Linked DNA regions of Mus musculus: regions 2 and 3 are each linked to region 1. Evidence: chromatin loops called from intact Hi-C (ENCODE). Cell type or tissue: heart. All regions are shown on one strand.

The links. Peaks named below come from ENCODE experiments on the same cell type or tissue, not always from the same donor. Only the 100,000 strongest peaks of a DNase experiment are listed, where the experiment ranks them.
Region 2: a loop joins it to region 1, with 5 times the contacts of the local background. A loop is called at or near these places in 7 of 42 quality-filtered maps.
Region 3: a loop joins it to region 1, with 3.0 times the contacts of the local background. A loop is called at or near these places in 9 of 42 quality-filtered maps.

Annotation. Positions count from the first base shown.
Region 1 is chr8:126,914,876-126,919,875 of GRCm38, reverse strand. No RefSeq gene overlaps it. Among named protein-coding and RNA genes, the nearest start is that of Gm31718, 9.0 kb to the right of the region's middle. In heart, a CTCF peak has its summit at 2,503; DNase peaks (open chromatin) are centred at 405, 2,105, 2,495 and 4,625; H3K27ac peaks cover 2,585 bases.
Region 2 is chr8:126,837,994-126,842,993 of GRCm38, reverse strand. Gm31718 (a long non-coding RNA gene) reads left to right here. Exons shown (of 8, transcript XR_879375.3): 3 at 1,355-1,448; 4 at 1,741-1,782. Among named protein-coding and RNA genes, the nearest start is that of A630001O12Rik, 8.5 kb to the left of the region's middle. In heart, a CTCF peak has its summit at 3,034; DNase peaks (open chromatin) are centred at 3,133 and 3,843; H3K4me3 peaks cover 1,205 bases; H3K27ac peaks cover 3,274 bases.
Region 3 is chr8:126,847,385-126,852,384 of GRCm38, reverse strand. The region is part of intron 1 of Gm31718 (a long non-coding RNA gene); the gene reads left to right. It overlaps A630001O12Rik (RIKEN cDNA A630001O12 gene), which reads right to left and starts at 3,365. Exons shown (of 2, transcript NR_151740.1): 1 at 3,155-3,365; 2 at 548-3,024. In heart, a CTCF peak has its summit at 2,664; DNase peaks (open chromatin) are centred at 2,314, 2,644, 4,224, 4,434 and 1 weaker place; H3K27ac peaks cover 3,689 bases.

The DNA of each region.
Region 1 (5,000 bases):
ATCTTTCTCCCAAGACTTAGGCTGACAGCACTGCCCTCCCACCTAAGGAGATCGCAAGGAGATAGGCTGTGGCTCCTAAGGAATTTGCTGTGGGAAAAAATATTTCTCCAAACGATGACCAGGAAATATTGTCCTGACCAAGGTTGCTGCATGTGCTATCTTGGAAGCATGAGCTGAGGACTGAGTGCTATGTGATCTTCAACAGGGCCCAGTTCTCAGGCTCAGAACAGCCACCCCACACAGGCCACTAAGACCTCACTATCTCCCTTGGTTTACATTGCCATGCTCTCCTGTAGGACAGCCTTGACCTTGAGCAGGACCTAGGCTGGCTGGCTCAGCCTGTATGGAGGTGGGAGGCCACTCTCTGCTGACTCAGACCTGGCCTAGGGCAAGTTCATGCCTCCAGCCTGTGAGTAACACACTGGTGTTTCAGCTTCAAAGGCCTTCCCAGGATTAACCAATTAGTCACCCAGGAGAGCCACAGTGCGGGTTACTGTTGTCTTCACTAGGCTGGAACTGAGGGAGGGAGGGAGTAGGATCTCACTGCAGAGCAGCAGCAGCAATGAGGTGTAGGGTGTCCCACAGCGTGGGAGGGACAGGATGAGGCAAGATGGAGTTGGAGCTGATCACTGAATGAGAGTGAGAGACCTGGGGGAAGTCTCCGGGTCGGGGAGTGGGGGTTCTGGAGAGTCATGGTTCCATGCAAGGAACATCCTTCTTGGGACTGGGGAGATGGCTCAGCAGGTAAAGTGTTTGCTATGTTAGCTTAAGGACCTGAGTTCAGATCTTCCACAGATTACAGATCTTCCACACCCATATAAAAAGCTGGGCTTGTTGGGTCACATGCCTGTGACCCCAGAGCTGGGGCTGAGACATGGAAGACAAGAAGAGCTTTAGAGCTCTCTGCCCAGCTAGTTTAGCCAAAGCAGTGATGTCTAGGTTCAGTGAGAAAGTGTTGCACAGTAGAGAAAGGCTCTAAAGTCAGTGTCTGGCTTCCATCCACACACGCACACAGATGAACACACTTAAACACACACACATGCACAGATGAACTCATTTGTACACACACATACACACACTCATACAGATGAACTCACACACAGATGAGCTCACACACTCTCACACACAGATGAACTAACTCACACACACACACATACACAGATGAACACACTTACACATGCACAGTTAAGTTATACCCATAAGCATACACTGACACAGATGAACTCACACACACATGCATGCACTCTCACACACACATACACACAGATGAACTTACACATATACACACCTACACACATGCACACACACACATACAAGCATACACACACAGGTACTCACACATGCACACACACACACATGCACACAGACATGCATGCCCGGACACACATGCATGCATGCACACACATGTGCACACACAGATGAACTCACTTCCACACACACTCACATGCAGAGGAGGGAGGAAGAGGGGGTGTTGGTAGGGGAACTGGCCCATGAGGGCCACCATGTGTTCTCACCATTGCAGCCCAAACTTATCCTGCCCTTCTGAGCCTTCCTGGCAACTGTAGCAGGAATCTTGGAACAGTTTTTGGTGTGTGTGTGTGTGTGTGTGTGTGTGTGTGTGTGTGTGTGTGTCTGAGAGGGGGGGGGAGGGGAGGGGGAGAGAGGGAGAGAGAGAGATTCTTTTGGTGCAGGGAGAAACTTTTGAACCTTTGAGAGAGTATTTCACATATCCTAGGCTGACTTTGAACTTGCTCTGTCTGTAGATGGCCATAGTCTTGAATTCTTGATCCTTCTGCCTTCACCTCCTGAGTGCTGGGATTACAGGCGTGTGCCATCACATTCAGTTGAGTGTGAGGATTTGGGGACTGAGGGATCATAAAGACCTGCCACTCAAGTATCTTGCACATAACTATTGTAATATGGCCACACATGTGTCCCCCTCAGGTACGTAGTGAAGAAGGTGGGGTTCTTAGAGGAAAGTTAGTGTCTTGGAAGCTGATCGGACAAGCCCTTCTGTGAAGTCTCTCCACAGCTGCTTTTTATAACCTTGGCATCAGCATGAGCTTGGCAATGCCAGCACAGTGTAGCTGGAAAATATTTTCTGCCATTTGAAAACACACACACACACACACACACACACACACACACACACACACACTTGGAAAGGGGAAGAAGGGGGGAAAAGAACCCAGCCAACAACAAACAGAAGTTGTGAATGGTACAGAATGTCTTTGTGGAGTGCTTCCCACCCCCATTACTGCTCCAGTTCATTTTCTCTGCTGCCGATTTTAGAAGGTCAGAAGTCATTGTTGTTGTTAGGCTTTGCCAGTAGAAATGTAACTCTAAGAGAAGAGTCATGTCATAGGCTGTGGCCAGAAAGCCTTTGGAAAGCTGCTCTGGTGGGAGGTACACCTTTATCTGTGAACAGAACCCAGGTATTTTCTGGTAGGTGCTCTAGGGTGGGCCTGCCTCTCAGGAACTCAGGCTAAGGGAATCTCCAAAGCGCCCCCTAACAGGAAAAAGGGTTGATGCACCAAGCTGTCAGCTGTTCCATGTGACTCAGAAACAGAGTCCCTGTTGTTGACGGCAACCCGTAGAGAGGTCTAGATAAGGCTAAACTTGCCCGCTCACAAACTCCCTAACTTGGAAGAAGTGAAAGCTAGGAAGGACAGTAGCCAGGTCAGTGGTCTGAGCTTTGAGACTCTAGCAGGTTGAACATTTGGTTGACCTGGAAGACTGGAGGAGGCAGGTAGGGTCCTGTGATCTCCTCTGGCAGTTTCAATGACAATCAAAGTGAAGAACACAGCTGATTGACATTTCTAATGCCTGAGCTTAGGACCAGCCATAAAAACCCAAAGCCCAGCAAGGTGCCTGCAGCATAGTCAGCCATTGGTATGGAGGATGGCCCCACCATCTCTCTCTCTCCTCTCTCCTGTTATTCTCCATGGCTGGCCATTCCCAGAGGGAGGGGGACACTGTGGACCGGAGTCATCTCTGTCCACAGAGCTGGAACTGGGATGGTTGCTCCAAACGCTGTGTGTGTTTGTAGATAGTTGTGTGAGACCCAGGATTAAAGGCAGCTCTAGTAAGTCCAGTCCCAGAATCAGCCCCCGAGATGCTGAGCTGCCTGCACCTAAGGTGACTGTGATGGTTTGTATATGTTTGGCTCAGGGAGTGGCACTATTAGGACTGTGTAGATTTGTGATCCCAGCATGGAGGCTGAGGAGGAAGCAGGGGAAGGGAGATGCCTGGGGTGGATGCCGTTCTAGCTGAACTGATGAGCTTTGTTACAGAACCAAAACTGTGCAGAGTGATAGAGGAAGACACTGGGCACCAACTTCTGGCTCTTCATGCATGTGCATGAATATGTCCACATGCCCACACGAATATGCCCATATACGCCACATACATACACATATGAAGCAACAACAATTTTGCTGAAAGGACCCTGATATAGATGTCTCTTGTGAGACTAGGCCGGGGCCTAGCAAACACATAAGTAGATGCTCACAGTCAGCTATTGGATGGAGCACAGCGCACCCAATGGAGGAGCTAGAGAAAGTATCCAAGGAGCTAAAGAGATCTGCAACCCTGTAGGTGCAACAACATTATGAACTAACCAGTACTCCGGAGCTCTTGACTCTAGCTGCATATGTATCAAAAGATGGCCTAGTTGGCCATCACTGGAAAGAGAGGCCCATTGGACACGCAAACTTTATATGCCCCAGTACAGGGGAATGCCAGGGCCAAAAAAAATGGGAATGGGTGGGTAGGGAAGTGGGGGGGGGGTATGGAGGACTTTTGGGATAGCATTCTAAATGTAATTGAGGAAAATACGTAATAATAAAAAATATTTTAAAAAATGAAGCAACAACAAAAAATACCAAGTGTATGCTCTATCATCTATGCATGCTCCTTCATATATGTATGCTCCATCATCTATACTCCATCATATGTATGCTCCATCATATATGTATGCTCCATTATATATATATGCTCCATCATGTGTTTGCTCCATCATCTATGCATGCTCCATCATCTATGCATGCTCCATCATCTATGTATGCTCCATCATCTATGCATGCTCCATCATATATGTATGTTCTATCATATATGTTCTATCATATATGTATGCTCCATCATATATGTGTGCTCTATCATATATGTATGCTCCATCATGCATGCTCCATCATATAGACTTTTGGAGACAATTCTTTCTGAGTAGCAGGTAGTAGTGGGTAGTAGGATTCCTGAGTTCAATTCCCAGCAACTACATGGTGGCTCACAACCATTTATAATGGGATCTGATGCCCTCTTCTGGTGTGTCTGAAGACAGGGACAGACAGTGTACTCACACAAATAAACAAACAAGTACATCTTAAAAAAATCTTTCTTCGTGCCGTGTGTGTGGTTCCCATCCAGAATCCAGCACTCTGGAGGCTGAGGCAGCAGGCTAGAGCAGACATTTGAGGCCACCCTGGACCACAGTGGGAGTTAAAGACTTGCCTGGGTTATATATAGCAAGGCCCCATCTCAAAAAACAACAATAACGTTTTTTTTTTAAAGGATGGGGTGGGGTTGGGTGAGAAGGGACAGCCACTGCTGTCTGAGTCCCTCAGCGCTGTCAGATTGCTAAGTCAGCTTTTCCAGCAGATGGCTCAAACAGAGAGGGCATTGGGGGACAGGCACTTATTTCCATTCGGCACGCATGGTCTGCCTGAGACCTCTCTGTCCTCTGGGCACAGCTTCTGACAATTTGGAAAGACTCAGGAAATGAACTAGAATTTTTTAAATTCCCTCCTCTTCCTTTTCCAAGTCAGAGATGCCTTCCTGAAAGAGACAAAACAAAAGACCTGTGACTGCCTTCCGATGGAGAGGCTCATTCTGTATGGTGGGCTCAGGATGGCCCTCCTGGTGGACGTGTAGGAGAGGCATAGGCCATAGGAAGAGGCAGTGGGGGCCCGGAGACAGCTGTGGGCACTGAACACTCAGACAGTGAC
Region 2 (5,000 bases), 77 kb after region 1:
GGACAAGCTTAGCATCCTAAGTCTATCCATCCAGGATCATCACCATATAGCTCTGCATGTGTGGGCTGCCATTGGTCCTGCTTTGCAGGGACACTGGAAGCCGTGGTCCTGCATGAGTGGGACAAGCCAGGTCAGGTAACCAGGACAACATCTGCTTATCACCTTTACTCATACCACAAATACACAGACTGGCCCCTGTGCTGTTATCTGACATCTTTGTGAAGCCTTTACTTGAACACCTGCCAGCAGCTATGTGTCCATCCCCTTATTCGGGAAATAGCATACCCATGAAGCTCATGGTGGAATTCCTGCTAAGAGTCAATGTTCTTATTGGGACAGGTAGGTTGGTAGAGTCAGTCTGTTGAGCGGCATAGGATGGGGGAAGGATCAGGCTCCTTCTTTCCTTGTGATCTGAGGAAAATGCTGTCCATGCAGGATCTCCGCTTGGGTCCCTCACTGGGCCCTCATCTCAATCACTACCTTTCTCAGGAAAATGTCTAACATGAGACTTGAGTTGAGAGCATGTGCCATGGCAGGAACATGCTGCCTTGTGCACATCTGTGGATCAAGACATTAACATGTTATGCTAATAAGATATGAAAAAAATTCATCCTTGGTAGAGTACCAGTGACAGACCAGAGTAACAATTCCCCTGAAGTCCAACTCGATGAAGCAATCAATGAGCAAGGGTGATGGAAGTGTTACTTCTAGGCTCCTGGATGACTCAAAGGAAGCTGTAGCACTAGAAGTCCCATTCCAGTATGTGCAATGATTCCCAGAAGCTCTATCTCTGGAGCTTCCCATACCACTTGAAGGCAGCTTGACTGGTGGGAAAGTCTCTTCTCCCCAGTAAATGTTTCTGCTCATATAGCCTTTGGGAGAAGCATTGTGTATCTTGTAAGTCTTAGGAACTTCATGAGATTTGTGAGTTGTTGTTGTTGTCTTTTTCTTGTTTTTTTTTTTTTTTTTTTTTTTCTGGAGCCTTGAAAGCTTCATTTTACTTTCGGAATCTTAACTCTCCTCTGAGATAGAGTGGCTTGGTTTAGAGAAAACTGCCATACAATAGATGCATTTGAAAGGACATAAAGGAGCCCCACTGTGTGAAGCACCTCTGCAGTGACCCCAAAACAGTTAGGTAGGTCTCCTGTGAGGAAGAAGTCCCCGTGAGGATACAGTGAAGAAGTGAGAGCCTTTAGCAGGCTGTTCCCAGCCAAGATGCCTACTCCCTTGCTGTCAGTCCAGCCCTTAGTGTGTGCCCCCGGGACTCAGAGCTCTCAAGCAGTACTGGAAGGTTACATGCAGGTGGCCACCATTTCTTTCCATCCTAACTTCCTTCTGTGCCTTCATTTTCCAGGTGAGGAAGAGAGAAGAAGAGTGAGGAAGCTGGCTTTAACTCCCTGTGTCAGAGTTCAGCCTCCTACAGGCCTCTTGGAACGTTTGCATTGTAGGTAAGCAGAAGGGTAGTCACCCCCTCTCAACAATAGCCAATGGGTGTCATGACAGGAGAGGCAGGACTCCGGTACACAGGACCACATAAAGGCCCACTGTTCCCATGGAAGGCACACGGATTTGCCTTTGGTTAGACACACCCACTTCCATCCACCCCCGGGTATGGGGTTAGAATGTTCTTCATTGTTAACTCACACACTGTTATTTCCCAAACCTGCCCAGCCCCTCCCAAAAGCTTTGAGTCCTGTTTACCATCTTTGTTTTCTAAAACAATTCATTCTCTTTGTTCAGCTGCCCATCCATCCATCTACGCATGTTAAATATATCTTTGCGGTGAGTTGGACTCCGTCTCTTACTGAATGGCTTTATCTGCTCATGGCAATTTCATACAGTCTCTGGTTCCCCAGACTGAGGGTGCATGCACACACATTTCATTATCTTCCCCCTCTAATTTTGGAATAGATTCCAAAATTTCTCTTCTTTCTGTGTATGTGTTTTCCCCCATGACCTCATGCCTGTAAGACTGTTTGGGACACTGGCTTACAAAATGCTCCCTGTTCTGAAGCCTCCTGATACCCTTGCTTTCTAGAGCAGAGGATGGTGGGGCCAGCAGGATATTCACGCTTGCTCTCTGCTTTTACACCCAACCCCATCTGGGGCCTCATTGGTGCCTATTAGGACAAAGCCTTGGGGTCAAGGTCTTATCCCATAAAAACTATTTATTTATTTTTAATTCATTGAAGTATTTTTTTAGTATATAAAATAATGGATTTCACATGATGACATTTTCATCCATATACTTTGTATTTGTTTCCTTATTATCCTCCCCCATCCTTCCTCCACTACTCACTCATTGTCCCCCTCTCCCTTTCCTCTAAGACTTGCCGCTTTTATGCCATTTATATATGTGAATATAGCTAAATCTAGTTCCATACATGAGAGAAGACATATGACATTTTATCTTTCTTCCCTCATTCCCCTCCCTCACCCCTCTCCCACTCCCTTCCCTTTCCTGACTTCCCTCCCCATCTCCTCTCCCCCACCTCCTCTCCCCCCACCTCCTTTAAGTTCTCCTTTCCCATATAGACCCAGTTCTACCTTCATATTATATATGATTCTTTCTTCAAAGAGTCACATCATATTCATATATATAATGCATATACAAACCAAATGCATATACAAACCAGCTGCAAAAAAAGCTGCCTGAGGGAAACAAAAAACAAAAACCCCAGAAAACTAGAGTCCTTTTACTCCAGAAACAAGTAGACTTTTTGAGACTAGCCACCCAGAAAGCAACCCCCTCTAATACCCACAGCATGCTCTGTGGAAGCAGTCATGCATGTGTGTCCATGTGAGTGCATGTGTAATCGTGCATGTGCATATGTGCATGAACCTGTGTATGCACACATGCATTATGTATGTGTGTGGGTATATGCAGGTGCAATTTAAATAAAAACAGCAGCATTTCTGGTCTGGATCTAGAGTGCTTGGCCAGCCTTGCAATGCTATTTTCACTAGCTCCGTTCTGACAAGGGGGCAGCTGCTACTGTTTGATGTGTGGAGAACACATCTCCTGGGAAGAGACAGGGGGAGCCAGGACACCAGGCTGAGTGGCCTCAGAGCAGGGCGCATGCTCGTCAAGATTCTATTTCAGGATTGTCTGAGACCAGTGTGTGTTCTTGCCACAGAGGAATGCTCCCTTGGAGGGGATGGCTAACCTGGCCAGGCAAGGCAGGAATGCACAGCCTGTGGTGGTGACGCCTCCTCCCAGCAATGTGTCCTGCTTCCTGCTTTGAGTCACATGAACATTTTTATTTTTTGTCTGCCTCCCACTACAGCCTGCATTCTGCCCTGCAGTGTTGTCAGGGTGGGGTGGGGGGTGGGGGTGGGGGGATCTTCTGCGTCTGGAAGCTGTGTTGTAAAACTCAGAGCTGTTTTCAGCATGACTCTGTGACGTGTAAAGATGTTGGGAGGAGGGAGGGACACAGGAAGGGAAAGGAGAGAGGAAGGAGGGCAAAAGGAGAAAGGGAGAGAAGCATCTCACTGACGTCAAAGGAGACCGCATTCTACAGGGTAACATTACTGGTACCTCCACCATCCACCCCTTCTAATTTACTAGAAACTGAACAGCCTGTTCGGAGACCCAGAGCGCTGCTTGCTGCTCTCCCCTCCTCCAACGCCTCCCTGCCTCATGTTCTCCTTTGACCAAAAGAGCCATTAATTGTTGGGAGTTTGAAAGCTACCTGATTCCTTGGTACAGAGGGGATTTCCACGAGTCATAATTCAGTCCCTGCTTGTGAGGACACTGTAGCTGAAGTAAATTGATCCAGCTGATGACAAAGGGCCCCTGGGGACAGAGAGGTCAGCTCTGCAGCTGGGGCAGCTGCTGGGGTTGTCACATGACTGGCTGTGCTTGCTCAGGCTTGCCCCCAGTGCCCTCATGATCTTCCTGCACACACACACACACACACTCACACACCCCATCCCCCAGTCCCTGCATCCCTTGCAATCTCTTCTTTGCCTCTCTAGAAGGCCAGGATTTGCAGCCTGTCTGGCTTCCTGAGGTGAAGGTGATTTTCCAGGAAGTTGCCAGCCTCCTTCTCCACTTGAAATGTGGGATTACTACTGGCAAGATGGCTCAGTCGGTAATGTACTGGCCACACAAGCACGAAGACCTGAGTTCAATCCTCCAGAACTCACATAAAAAACTGTTTGGTGACATGTGCTTGCAAGCCCAGTGCTAGGAAAGTAGAAACAGCTCTCTGGGTCTTGCTGGCCAGTCAACCTAGTAGCTTAATAGGTGAGCGCAGAGCCAGTGAGAGACCCTGTCTCAGAACACAGGATGGATGGCTCCCAAAGAATGATAGCCAAGGTTGATCTTTGACCTCCCCATGCACTGACACACATATGTCAGTGTGACATACACAGGTACATGTACAAATTCAAAACAGAGTGGCTCCCTCCTGGTAGTCCTCTTTGCTGCCCTGACAGGTTCTATGGTGTTTTGCTGAAACCTCTCTCCATTCTGCTATCTGGACATGCAGGACCTGTTCACGAATACGGTCTGGCAACACTAACTTGTAACCTGGAGTTCCAGAAACAGCCGATTCCACTACCCAGATGGTAGAGTTCAAGCCGCTGGCTAGCCAAGGCTGCACAAGTTAATTTTTATCCCAGTAAAAAATAATAAACACCGCATTAGCAACTACATGTTTATCAATTTGCAGTTCATTTCCAGCCAGACCATCTCCCTCCTGTGTGTTTTTACTGCTGGCTGATGATCCGGAGTACGTTTTGTGAAACCATATGTGGCTATTTAAGCCCTGGCCTCCGTTGCATTTATGCGATGTTTTCCACCTTAATTGTATGACGCTATTTGGCTCCTAGTGCTATGGCGTTCGACTAGCGCATCCAAAATGCTAAAGAAACTGCAGTAAAGCCACAGGACTTGCTAGGGGGTCACCTGGCAGCTCAGAGACCTGTGCTGCTGCAGTAAGGATTTTATATTTCCGCTTTTATAAGAAGTCCCAGCAAGCACGTGTTAAATCATC
Region 3 (5,000 bases), 67 kb after region 1:
CAGACAACCACCAGAGGCCAAAGGGCAGCCTTGGCCTTTACCACAGTTTTGCTCAAGATACACAGTCAAAGGGTGGCAGGAAGTGAGTTGCAGCAACCTCAAGCGATGTGTGAAAGTTTCCAATTAGAAATTCAAAGAACTCATCATGTTTAATGGAAAAGTGAAACAAATTCTTTCTTGTGCTTCTTGTCCTTGGTTGTTCTCAGTTGAGGGCTGGATCTACAGCAGCAGGGACACGGTGATGGTTCATTCCCTGATATCTGCAGAATCTGAGGTGATGGGAAGGAAGCCAATCAGAGATTTAGGTTCAGGCCCAAACATTGCCTGAGCTAGACTGAGTGTTTATAATACGTTGTTGATAAAGTTTTATTGGTACACACTGTGTCTGCTGGTGTACATTCAATACTGTTTTTACAGTACAAGGATGAAATCGAGTAGCTGGCACAGACTAGGCACACAAAATTAACCCTCTTCCAAATTTGCTCTCTAGATCTTAAAAAGAAATGTGACAGCCATTTTCTAATTCATTGAGTCTTTTTTTTTTTTTCTGTGTAAAGGACTCCTTTGAAAATATGGTGGCACCTAAATGCATAACTTCTGTTGAAGAAGTTGATGACCTTCTGACTAAGGTATCAGGTAACTATACCTGATATCAGGTAACTTGGTAGATCCTCTCACATGCGTGGGTTGATGCAGAACATTCTGGCTCATCCTAAGAGTAGCTTCAGAGGGTGTGAAGGACATCTGATTTGGCTCCTAGATTATTCACCCACTGCAATGACAGTTATGATAAATAAAAACAACCTTAAGTTACCAGCCAGAGGCTGTGAGCTCTCTTGGCTCTGCTTTACCTTGTGTGACCTTCGGGAAGTCATCTGGACCTTGGTTCTCCCAGATGTCTGATGAGATATCAGGATTTTTAAAAAATTTATTTTTAGCTTATGTGTATGAGTTTTTTGTCTACATATGTGTATGTGCACCATGTGCATGCTGGGCACCTGTGGAGGTGAGAAGAAGACTCCGTGGAACCGGGGTTGTAGATGCTTGTGAGCCTCTCTGTAGGTCTTGAGAACCAGATTTGGGTCTTCTATGAGCAGCCAGTACTCTTAGCCACTGAACTCTTTCTCCAGCTCTAGAAACAGGTTGTTTTGTTTTGTTTTCAGGCGATACTTCTATTATCTCCAAGGGTCTAAAATGTGTTTCCGGATGTGAAGGGCTAGAACATTGTGATTTATATATTTTTAAGACACTTGGATCTGTTTGGCTATCCAGAACCATGGTCTGCAGCGGCTAATTTAGTTAATTCCATAATGTCTGCGATCTGGGATTTGATTACTATATTGGATATTTGGTATTTGAGGAGGAAGGTCTGCCATGCCTGTCTCTACCCTTGACCCTGGTCATCTGTCCTGATCCATCCAGCTGTCACCGAATGGAGGCTCCTTAAGAGAATGTAGCCATGTGTGATTCCTCCATGGAACTCAGAAAAATAATCAAAGTCTAGACCATGGGACAGAGAGCACAAGAGGTCATCTTGGATAGACATGACCTGTCAGAGAAACTTCATGTTCATGCTGTCTTCATTTTTTAACATGATTATGTGTGCATACATACAGGGAAGACATGGCTCCACATGGGTGGTGTCTTCAGTCACCTCTCCACCTTACCTTTTGAGACAGGGTCTCTCACTGCACTTGAGCTCACAGATTGGAGAGAGCAGATGTCAGCAAGCACAGACTCTCCCAGTGTGTCTCCCCAGAACCGGGAGCTGTGCTTCACTTACTTCTTATGTGGGCTCTGGGGATTAGAACTTGGATCCCCAAGTTTGTTAACACTAAGCCATTTCATCAGTCCCTGTTGTTGATTGATGTATGGGCTTCATTGGTGTCCATTCTTTGGGAACTTGCTGCATGTTATTCAGAGGGGGTCTAGTCTGCAGGGGCTTTGATGACAGAGGCAACCTTTGTTCATAACTGCAAGGCTGCAAGAGGAAGCCCCATGTCTGTTTGATGGCTCTGCTGTCTACCGGATACAGTCTTTCTAACAGCCAGGGTTTTGAATGACCTGACCTCTTTCCCTCCCTCTGAGACTGGAAGATACCAGCTTCACTTTAGCCAGCTCAGGCAGGGAAGGCTCAGCTAGGAAGATCCTGCCCAGTATAAGGGCTGATGGTGTAGGGGTTGAATACCCAGTGGTGCAATAGTCCCTGGGACCTCCACTGTGGCTTTGTGTCACAGTGATCAGGGGACAGGAGAGGCCAGAGCAGGGAACTGCTCTGTCCAGGCCTGGCGTGCAGTGGTTTCCTGCTTTACTAAGTGGCCGTTGCTCTGTACTGATGATTCATGATGTTTGGAAAGTGTGGCTGTGCGCTGAACAGGGAAGTGAAGAATAACACAGCCAAGGTCAAGGCAGGACAAGACAGGACAGCGCCATTACCAGCCATGCACTGTGTGGAAGATACAGAGGGTGAGGGCAGTAGTAAATCGAGGTCTGGTGGTCCTTGGCAGAGTGAGCCTGTGCTCCCCCTTGCAGGTTTGCAAGTAGTGGTCACCTGTCTGTCGCTGGAAGCCAGTGCTGGTCTTGGCTGAGCTGGGCAAAAGGAGGAAGTGGAGGGTGAGTGAGTCAGCCTTTGTTTCCTCTCTGAGTCAGGGTCGGCTCCATTTCTGAGGTTGGAGCCAGGGGGCACTGTGTGGCTTTCTGTGGATTCTTTGAACTTGTAGTCAACACTGATGATCTGCCCCTTAAGGCCGCTGCCCCTTCAGTGACCTTTTAGATGAGTAAGGGGATTAAGCTGGATCCTGCAGCCCTACCACTAGCCAGACTCCCCTTTGACTCAACTGGAGCTCTTCCTGTGGTCAACGGACAGAGTCCAGGGATAGGTTTCTGGGGCTGTGCCCAGATCAGGGCATCCTTATGCCAGGAGTCAGCTCTGAAGGGGCAGCTGGGTTTGAGAGTCTCTTCTGGTGATGGGTAGTGAGGTCATCTCCCTGGGCTTCAGTCAATCCTTAGGTTGGTGATGCAGTACTAGGAAGACGAACACATGGTTAGGATGGTCATACCAGGAATTTCCACGGACAGTGCAGAGCTGACTGTGGCGGGTCAGGTACAACCTGTTCTAAGAGCATTCCTTGTGCTCAGAGATGAGATTACTCACCCAATGGAGACTTGGGACTCCTTTACAGAACACTTCTATGTCCCTGGGCCTTGGCGCCTACCCATCATCGCCTTAGATGGTTAGCGCTCTGACCTTCCAGCACATTCTTCTTATTTTTTCTTGCACATTGCATGACCAGGCAGATGGTCGGTTGGTCCTGCTCAGCCTAGCAATGTTGGTGGGGCTATGTAGCTGCAAGTAAGAATGCTGTGAGTTGAGGCAGTTGGAGCTTCTGGTACAGCGATAGGCAGGCCAGGGGCTCCCCTTGCTCTCACGCCAGCTTCCTCTGAACTCTGATTCCAATCGCTTGTCTTTGAGAAACTTCCTCTACCTCGGTAGACAACGTAAAAGATGGTGGCTTTCGATACTACGCACGGCCTCACTAGGGAGTGACTGAAAGTTCAAAGTCCCAGACATGGCCTTGGTGGCCTTTGCTAGGGCCAGGTAAATGTCAGTGGTTCCTCCATGGTGGTGGTATGGGGAGTGTTGATCTAATAACTGCTCACATCTGGGCTGTGTGATGAGCAGGTCCTTGCCTAAGACAGACAATGAGGCTCTTCCTGAGTCCCAGCATGAAGATGCAGCCTTTCTGCCCCTGCTCACCTTACCCAGAGCCTAGCAGCGAGGAGTAGGGCCCCATGGCGGGTTCATCTGTCCTTTAAGCTGTTATTTCCTGGGAGGATGTGGTGGTGGGTGAAGGTCTCCTTCTGGAGATACAAGCTTCAGGTAAAAAGCTGTGTGATTTTTTTTTTTTTTTTTTTTTTTTGAGCAGAATTCCTTGGAGAGTGCTCTTTGCAACCAAACGGAAGAACAAAAGGACAATTCTCAGAAGCACACCAAAAACGAAACCAAATAAAAACCCCATAAAAAATCCCTATGGGGTAAAGGAAATACCAGTCTGATGCCTTTTGTGTCTTGTGTTGGGTCATAAAGGGCAGGCTCTCTAAGAGGTGGTGTCAACAGTGGCAATGTGGCAATGTTTGGACTCCAGAGAGAATGCTCTGGAAAACAATAGAAGGTGACACCCACGTGTCTATGTGACTGGCAGCCATCAGGGACAGCCTCATGGCCAGGGCATGTATGGAGCCTGGGAGAGGCACTGGGCAGGAAGGAGCTCAAAGTTTGCACATGGTCACCGAGAGCTGGCAACTGGGCTTGTCCCTTCTGGGCATGACTGATGTCAGAGGATCTCTGACCTCCACTTAGTCACTAGATACCAGTCTGGAACTCTCTTTGAAGATGAAGTAAACACTCACAGTGCTGATAATAACAGCTGGGTGATGTCACACGGTTATCTGTAGCTTGAAGAGCTGCACCTGGGTGCTGGAGTGACTGACAGGCATCAGACTTTCTGTTCCCTCATGGGCCTTCTGCACGAGGGGCCACAGTTTGGGGGCGTGGTTCAGAGGCTGCTTCAAGGATGGAGCTGAGGATGCGGTGACTTTCACTCTTGTTTCAGGAGGTGACAACATGCCAGGGATGGAGCTGTGCTGTCAACCACAGCAGCTGCGTGTGGCCTGTGGCTGGCAGCTCGGCCTACATGGGTACCTGCCATGAGGCTTGTGGGAGATTTCGGTTCTGCTCTGTGGCTTTGAGCAGCAGGGAAGCCATGGTGTGTGTGTGTGTGTGTGTGTGTCTTTATTGGGGTATGTGAACAAGAGCTCACATAGCTCAGGCTGGCCTCAAACACACTAAGTAGCCAAGGCTGGCTGACCTTCAGCTCAGTGCTGAGATCACAAGTGTGCACTGCTATACCCAGCTTCTGTGTGCTGTTTGCTGAGCTCTCTGCCCTGGAGGCAGCTCTGAGCCTTTCAGGACTGACCCATCCAGCTTGTCATTGATTGAC